2 separate regions of the Homo sapiens genome follow, and region 2 is linked to region 1. Evidence: read pairs that join two places in POLR2A ChIA-PET (ENCODE). Cell type or tissue: PC-3. All regions are shown on one strand.

Region 1 (4,000 bases):
CTGACCCAGCCAAGTCTCAGCTCTCTCACCTCTATAGCTTCTGTTTTTCCCCTGCTATGCCTTGAATATGTCAGGATGGCCCATTGGTGGGAGGAGGGAAAAGGACAGAAAGAACATTAATTTTCTTTTTATTTTTTGAGACAGAGTCTCACTCTGTCACCCAGGCTGGAGTACAGTGGCATGATCTTGGCTCACTGCAACCTCCGCCCCCTGAGTTCAAGCGGTTCTCCTACCTCAGCCTCCTGAGTAGCTGGGATTATAGGCTCCTGCCACCATGCCCAGCTAATTTTTGTATTTTTAGTAGAGACAGGGTTTCACCATTTGGCCAGGCTGGTCTTGAACTCCTGACCTCATGATCCACCCACCTTGGCCTCCCAAAGTGCCAGGATTACAGGTGTAAGCCACCGAGCCCAGCCTGGAGAACCTTAATTCTAACTGCAGGCCATTATCTCCAGTACCTGTTTATCATTATTAAGAGTGATCCCCATCTAGGCTCTTTAATCTATTTCTAGTATGGTTTAGGCTTTTGCTCTTCAAACTGATCCCTGGACCAGCAGCATTCAGCATCTCTCAGGACTTGTTGGAAATAGAGAATCTCAGGCTTCATGTTGGACTTTCTGAATCATAATCTGCATTTTAAAAGGATCCCCCGGTGATTGTTATGGACCCTGCAGTTTGAGACACACTGGCTTATACTTGGCAGTGAGAGGGAAAAATGATTCATTTTTTTCTCAGCTCCCACAGTCCATGTGGTGGATGGATGTCTGACTCTGCCCTGACCACTTGGCCCAACCATCTTTGGAAGCCAGCGCAAATGCTTGCTGGAGCCCCTGTAATATAAAGTAAAAGTGAACCTTGAGGTTTATGGTCTCTGATTATTCTGGTCCTCTTGCATGCCATGCTGTCAGAAGTGAGCCTAAACACAGGAGATAAGTGTTTGACCCAGTTCCCCTTCCACTAGGTGTGATCACCTGTCCTATATGTAAGAAAGGTGACCTGCAGGTTTCTTCCTGCTCCTTGCCCCCATCACCTGCTCTTGACCTTGTTCAGACTCTGTGTAAACAGATGGCCTTGGCAAAGCCAGGGCTGCTGCTACTCCCTCCTAATCGGCCTTCCTCTATCCTTCCTGGCCCCAATCCCTTCCTCTGCCCTTCCTCTACAATTCCTACATAAGGGTGCTAGGGACAAGGAAAAACTGCTCCCTGGACCTGCTCCTAAATGACAATAAGCCAAAAGCTAAGTCAGAAAGTGTGCTAAGCTGAAACCAGAGCCAGTGCTGCTTGGAGCCCAGGCTGTTAATGCCAGGCTGAGGTTATCAGATGACAAGGTGCAGGCTGATCTTCTGCCCCAGTCCCCTGCCCCTTGTTGGCCTCGTTCTGGTCATCTCCTTCTTCCTTTTCCACATGCTGCTGGCAATTCCGTGCTAGAGCATTGCCAACGGAGGCCACTATCTGCTGCTGGGAGCTGCTTCTTCCCTGCTGTTTGTGAAACCAGTTCTTCACGGGAGCACAGCCTGATGCCTTCCACAAAGAATGACTTTCATCAAGCCTGTGTCCTGGAGCTCTGCAGTGGGGGCTGCTGGACAGAGAGCCAGGAGGGAGGGGAGAGAGCTGGCTACAGTAGCAGATGGAATCTGGCCCAGGGCGGATGTCGAGTGCCTTCTTCAATATGCCTTTTCCCTTTTAATCTCCTCTTGAGCAGAGCTGATCAATTAGAGCTGTAATTATTTTAATCTTCTTCTTTGCTGTCCTGTCTGACTGCCTGCCACCGCCCATTGACTCTTTCTGCTAACAGTGTACCTAGGTGGCAGCTTTGCAGGGGCCATGTCAGGCATCACAGCTTCATAATAGCCCAAACAATGATGCGGCATTGCCTGGCCAGAAGCCATCCCTTCCCTTGCTGGGTGACCTTTGGTGAAGCTTTCACCTGTCTCTTTCCTTTGCAAAGTGGGTCAGCTCCATGGGGTGGGTGACGGAAACAAGATATCAAGATAATAGCTCTACAGCCTTTAGATCATACATTTCAGCATCACAGTGGTTTAAGAACATCAGTTTTCGAATTAGCAAGATCTGGCTCTTCCACCTGTGTGTGGATCTTTTCATCTTAGACTCTCTGAGCCCTTGTTTGTAAAATGGGTATCATAATAAATTCCCAGAGCATTGTAATGACCGGGCAAGGTGATGGAGACTCAGGTTAGAGTACAATGCAGGTCCCCCGGTGACAACTGGCAAGGGTGAACTATTTTTTATCATTATTATGTCCAGCTATTCCCTATGACCAAGGGAAACTGGGGTTTGGGGAAAGAAGTAAAACTGGTAATCCTGGATTTGTGATGTGTCATATAGGCATACAGAGTCCCTTCCTGTCTCATCATGGGAGGTGAAATGAGAAAAACAATGTAAAATGGGTATCTTTGAAATCTTTGAATAAAACATTTTTTTCCTGTAAACTCTTATGAAATGAAAGAGGTAGATAATCCATCTCTCACAAGACAAAGACCTCTGTGTTCTGAAGGTCCTGGGCCAGATAAGCATTAGTTTATTTGGATTTTGTGAGTTTGGTGGGTGTGGATTGTTCCAGGGGAGATTCTAGGCTCCAGCTTGTGACTAATGCAAAGCATTGCTGGCTGCTTTCCCTACCCTCCCTCCCCATGCTCATCTGAGTCAAATATTTCATTTGTGCAGCTCAACATAACATAGAATAAATGAGTTAGGGGCTGGAAGTACAAAGACAATTAAGACATGGTTTCTACCTTTAAAATTTCTCAGTCAGAGAGTAGAGGGGGGCAGATAAACATAACTGGAAATTATAGAGACAAGTGTTAGGCAGACATAAACACTGATTTTGTAGAACATCTGAACAGTCACCAGCCTAACCTACATGGGAGCTAAGGCTACATGGAAGACAGATGCTCAGGGAAGGCATCCCAGAGAAGGTAACATTTCCAAGATGATTTCTTTCTTCAGATAATCTTTAGATGTAATCAATATAACTTTATTTATTTTTTTGAGACAGAGACTCGCTCTGTCAATAGAATCAAGTGTATCAGTTAGCTTTTGCTGTGTAACAAACAACCCAAACATGAGTGGAACTATTTATTTAGTTCACAATTCTGGGGGTCAGCTAGGTGGTTCTTCTGTCTAGGCCAGGTTGGCTGATCTCTGCTGGGCTTGTTCATCTGTGGTCGTTTGGCAAATTGTCTGGTAGGATGAACTAGGATGGTCTCACTCATAGCTAAATCACATGGATTCCCCTCTATGTGGCTTCTCATTTTTAAGCTGCTCATGTGGGCTTAATTACATGGCAGTCTTGGCATGAAAACAAGCCCCAGTGCTCAAGGATTTTTCAAGTCTCTTCCAGCATCAAGGTTTCTAATGTCCCATTAAGCCAAAGCATATCACCAGGCCAACCTGGATTTAAGAGCTGCTACAATAAACTTCACCTCTTGATGCAAGGGGAAGCATTTTGGGCCATTTTTGCCACCTACCATATTGTATATCTTTAGGAAATGGAAGGCAAAAGGGGGTAGACATATATAAAATGTGGGTTAAAGAGAGCTTGATGCCAAAGAAACAGGTAATTATCTAAAAGATATGGTCTGTTTTTCAATGAGGTCAAGGGTTCAATATTCTATCTCTGAAGACACATTCTGCTGTATTAAGCATGGCTCAGCCTAGTTGTCTTCTTTTAGAATAAATGTACCCTCAGGAGGTGGAGACACATTCAAGTTCAATCAGCCACTTCGTTGAGCTGTCCTCCAGGGCTGAAATAACTTAATAGCAATGAACAAAGCCTTCCTTGGAGAATTGTTGGTTGTGGATAGAAAAAGAGAAGGGGCTAGGAAAGGCAAAGGTGGAAGACCCAAGCTTGGTTTACCTACATAGCAATTTTGCCTGAAGCTGAACCTGCATCTGAGTATTCAGAGGTGAAACCCATTACAAAGTAATTTATAGGCCTTATCTCATAGAGCTGAGAAACCAGATGTCCTGGAAAGGATGTT
Region 2 (4,000 bases), 400 kb after region 1:
CTTGAACTCCTGGCCTTAAGCAATCCTACTGCCTCGCTCCCAAAGTGCTGAAATCACAGGTGTGAGCCAGCATGCTGGGCTCAAGTCGAGGCATTATTGAACAGGGTCTGGCTCCCTCTCTGGTGAGACCTCCCACTATCTTCTCCTCACTTGCTCTGTTTCCGCCTCCCTGACTTCCTTGCTGTTTCTCCAGCATGTCTGTGCTCTGTCCCCACTTCCCAGGATGCTCTTTCCCCTACCTGCATGGCTAATTCCCTCACATCCCTCAGTTGCATCACATGTCACCTTCTCAGCCAAGCCCTCCCTGACCTCCCTATCCCCAGGCTCCTGGTCCTCCTTACCCAAATTTTTCTTCCTTCCATAGTCCTTATTTTCCTACAAATTATATAATTTGCTTTTTACTATGGGTATTATTTATTGTCTGTGTCTCCCACCAGGAACTAAGCTGCACAAGGGCAGGGGAACTGGGTCTTGAATAGGCCATGATATACAGTAGTCTCAACATGTATTTTGATGAATAAATAATATATTAATTAATAAATGCCTGAGTAAAATAACGATTTCAAATCTCCAATACTATTACAATGCCTCTTCTGGCAGAAGTGCAGAGCTCCTCATTCTCATCTCAGGACCACTGCATTTTCTGCTTCTTCTGCTTGAAACACTTTTCCCTCAGAACTTGGTGACACTGCGTCCCTCTCCACAACTGAGTTTAAGCATCACTGCCTTTAAGAGAAGAACTCGGTGACCACTCACACCATGCAGCCTTTGCTCTTCACCCTCTATTCTCTATGGCATTTGCTTTCTCATCTTTCTTATCACACTAATAAATATCTAAAGGGATTTTTTTTTTTACGTTTTGTAAGTATTTGTTGTTTTTGTTATTGTTGAGACAGAGTCTCACTCTGTTGCCCAGGCTGGAGTGCAGTGGCGTAATCTCTGGTCACTGCAAACTCTGTGCCTCCCAGGTTCAAGTGATTCTCCTGCCTCAGCCTCCCAAACAGCTCGGACTACAGGCACCCGCCACCACGCTCAGCTAATTTTTGTATTTTTGTAGAGACGGGGTTTCCCCATGTTGGCCAGGCTGGTCTCAAATTCCTGAACTCAAGTAATCCGCCCGACTTGGCCTCCCAAAGTGGTAGAATTACAGGCCTGAGCCACCTTGCCCAGCCTTGCAAACATGTTTTGATATCTTTCCCTTTCCACTAGAATATGAAGCTGGGGGCATGGACAGTCTTATTTATTAATCACCATATTCCCAGTGCCCAGCAAGTGCCTGGTATACTATAGAGGCATGATAATTATTTGTTGATTTTGTTGACTAACTGAATACTGAATGATTTACAGTCACCTGGTACAAGTTATCAGGACTTTAGTTACATATCTCCCCTGAGCATACCCTCATGGTAAAATGGTGATGAGCTAATTGATCTCTGGGGAAGACTTTGAGAAGGACTACTTAAATTCCTCATACTCGTTTCCGTCACCCAGGATCAGGTGAGTGTATGGCACCACTGATGTTTTCATGTAATTTACTATACATGACTATATGTATGTATGTATATACATAAAATGAATATGTTACTGTGTAACTTACTATCTATGACTCTTAGGGCAATAGAAGAACCATGACTTTTTATCTGGAGGGTTGATAACCTTTGTAAATCCAGCTACAAAGAAATATTTATCCAGAAAGCCATCCAACTTAGTCCCTTTGATAGCAGCCCTTGGTTTGCCAATCTGGACTTGTAACATCAGGGCCCATGAATCACATCCTGGCCCACTTGTGAAAATCTTCCTGTGATGTCAGTTTCAGAAACTCTGAATTATCATGAATATCATAAATATAAATCTTAGATCCACCTCCTTCTCAATACAGAATGAAATGTTGAATTATGATGGTGATAAAGAAGCTTTTGATTGACATGAAGGACTGGATTGTTAAACTGGATAAATTTTCATCCCCTATTAGTGTGCTATTTTATGTGTTAGTAATAGAAAGTTATTTGAACTTTTTGGGATTCGGTTTCCTCATCTGTAATACAAAGCATTGGAATTAACGACGTGTAAAATTCCTTTTCTATGAGAGAATCAGAACCAATGCAATTACTCTCTTTTTATTTTATGTTCCTTCATTTTTCATAGGCTTAATTTAACAATCTAGAGACTTTGTGCCTGTTCACTTGAAAATTCTCCTATAGAGTCATGGAATTTTTGAGAGTGTGAATTATTTTCCATCACTTCTCACAGTGCGTAACCAAGAAGCACTCAAAGGACCTTAGTAGTCCCTCACCCCATCACTTTCCAGGTATAAGAATCTTATGTGCCGTCTACTTCAACCCTTTCACTTTACAAATGAAGCAATGGAGACTAACAGAAGTTAAGAGACTTGCCAAAGGTCACCCAGCTAGTAAGAGGCAGAGCTTAAAGGAGAGGTCATATATTCTGACTGTATGTGGGTTCTAGCAACTCCAGCAAGCTACCTTTATTCTGCCTTTTGCAGTTACTAAAGCTGAGTAAACGAGATAAGTATCCTTATTTCCTCTGAGCTCAAACATTTCTAAATTAAACAAAAATGCTTTCCGTGATGCTAACATTTATAAGGCAGGCATGTAACAACATCCTATTTAGGACCAAGACTGACTTTGACTGGCAGATATAAAATATTTGCAAAATATCTTTATGTTTTTAAAATGACTTGGATAATTTGGCAAAATGATCTGATGTGTTTGCTAAAAGAAAAAAAGTACAACCTACATTAACAAGCTTGGGATAATTAAGAAACCATATTCATTTATGGAAAAGTTAGTTTGCTATAGAATTTCAAAAATTACTATAGCATATCTATACTTATTTATAAATTGAAGCAGCTACATCCTGTAAGAAAAAAAAAGGAAGGTAAACATTTTTCTCTGAATTGGTCTTCATTGATATTTCCAAATTACATGTTGTAAAAGATGCTTTGGATCTGGGTGCCATGGCTCGTGCCTGTAATCTCAGCACTTTGGGAGGCTGAGATTTGAGGCTAGGAGTTCAAGACCAGCCTGGCCAACATGGTGAAACCCATCTCTACTAAAAATACAAAAATTAACCAGACGTGGTGGAGGGTGACTATAATCCCAGCTACTGGGGAGGCCGAGGCAGGAGAACTGCTTGAACCCAGGAGGCCGAGGTTCCAGTGAGCTGAGATCGCACCATTGCCCTCCAGCCTGGGCGACAGAGTGAGACTCCATTTAAAAAAAAAATGCTTTGGGGCACAATAAAAAATAAAGTATAATTATTCTATCTTAAAATATAGTAGGATGATAATTAAACTGGTGATCCTCAACTTTTGCTTCACTCTGGAATCACCCATGGGGCTTTAAAAAATACCAATACCTGAATCCTCTCTCAAAGACTGATTTAATTGGTCTGACATGTTACCTGGGCATGATACTTTTTCTATTAATTTGATCATGTTAATTTACCTGGTATTTAGACCAACTAAAATTTTATTTTTTTATGAGGAATTGTATTATATATCATAAGGAACTGTAAATAAAACACATCAATTTATAATAGAAAGGTATTTTGAATTTCCTATAATATTTTGAAAGGAGAAAACTTGGGGAAGTAATAATAGAAATTAATAAATGACCGTGAGAATTAGCAGCAGAGTAATCAAGCAGTACACATTTATTGAGCAACTACTCCAGAAAGGGAACTATATTTCACCTCTATGGGTGACTGGAACACCTTCAATCCTAAAGGGGCCTATAATCAAGGCTGGAAGAGGTAAAACATACATGCATGTATAAAGATAATGGGCAGTACCAAAGAGCAATAAAGAAATACTTGAGTGATTCGTGACTTCAAATATTTATGCCTTGCCAGTACTACTGATTGAACACAGCCATGATTCTCTTCACTACTTTTATTTTCCATCTACTTTCAACTCCTATTCTATTTTATGTCCATTTTATGTCCATCTTCTAGCACCTTGCTACTCAAAAGTTGTTCC

The links. ChIA-PET counts read pairs that join two places held together with the same protein. Peaks named below come from ENCODE experiments on the same cell type or tissue, not always from the same donor. Only the 100,000 strongest peaks of a DNase experiment are listed, where the experiment ranks them.
Region 2: POLR2A ChIA-PET joins it to region 1 with 5 read pairs; 1 of 35 experiments calls an interaction of 5 or more read pairs at or near these places.

Annotation. Positions count from the first base shown.
Region 1 is chr20:16,104,982-16,108,981 of GRCh38, reverse strand. No RefSeq gene overlaps it. Among named protein-coding and RNA genes, the nearest start is that of KIF16B, 470 kb to the left of the region's middle. In PC-3, no CTCF peak of the experiment used is centred here; DNase peaks (open chromatin) are centred at 2,321 and 2,601; H3K4me3 peaks cover 1,017 bases; H3K27ac peaks cover 2,514 bases.
Region 2 is chr20:15,704,674-15,708,673 of GRCh38, reverse strand. All of the region lies in intron 8 of MACROD2 (mono-ADP ribosylhydrolase 2), which reads right to left. Among named protein-coding and RNA genes, the nearest start is that of MACROD2-AS1, 780 kb to the right of the region's middle. In PC-3, no CTCF peak of the experiment used is centred here; no DNase peak of the experiment used is centred here; H3K27ac peaks cover 910 bases.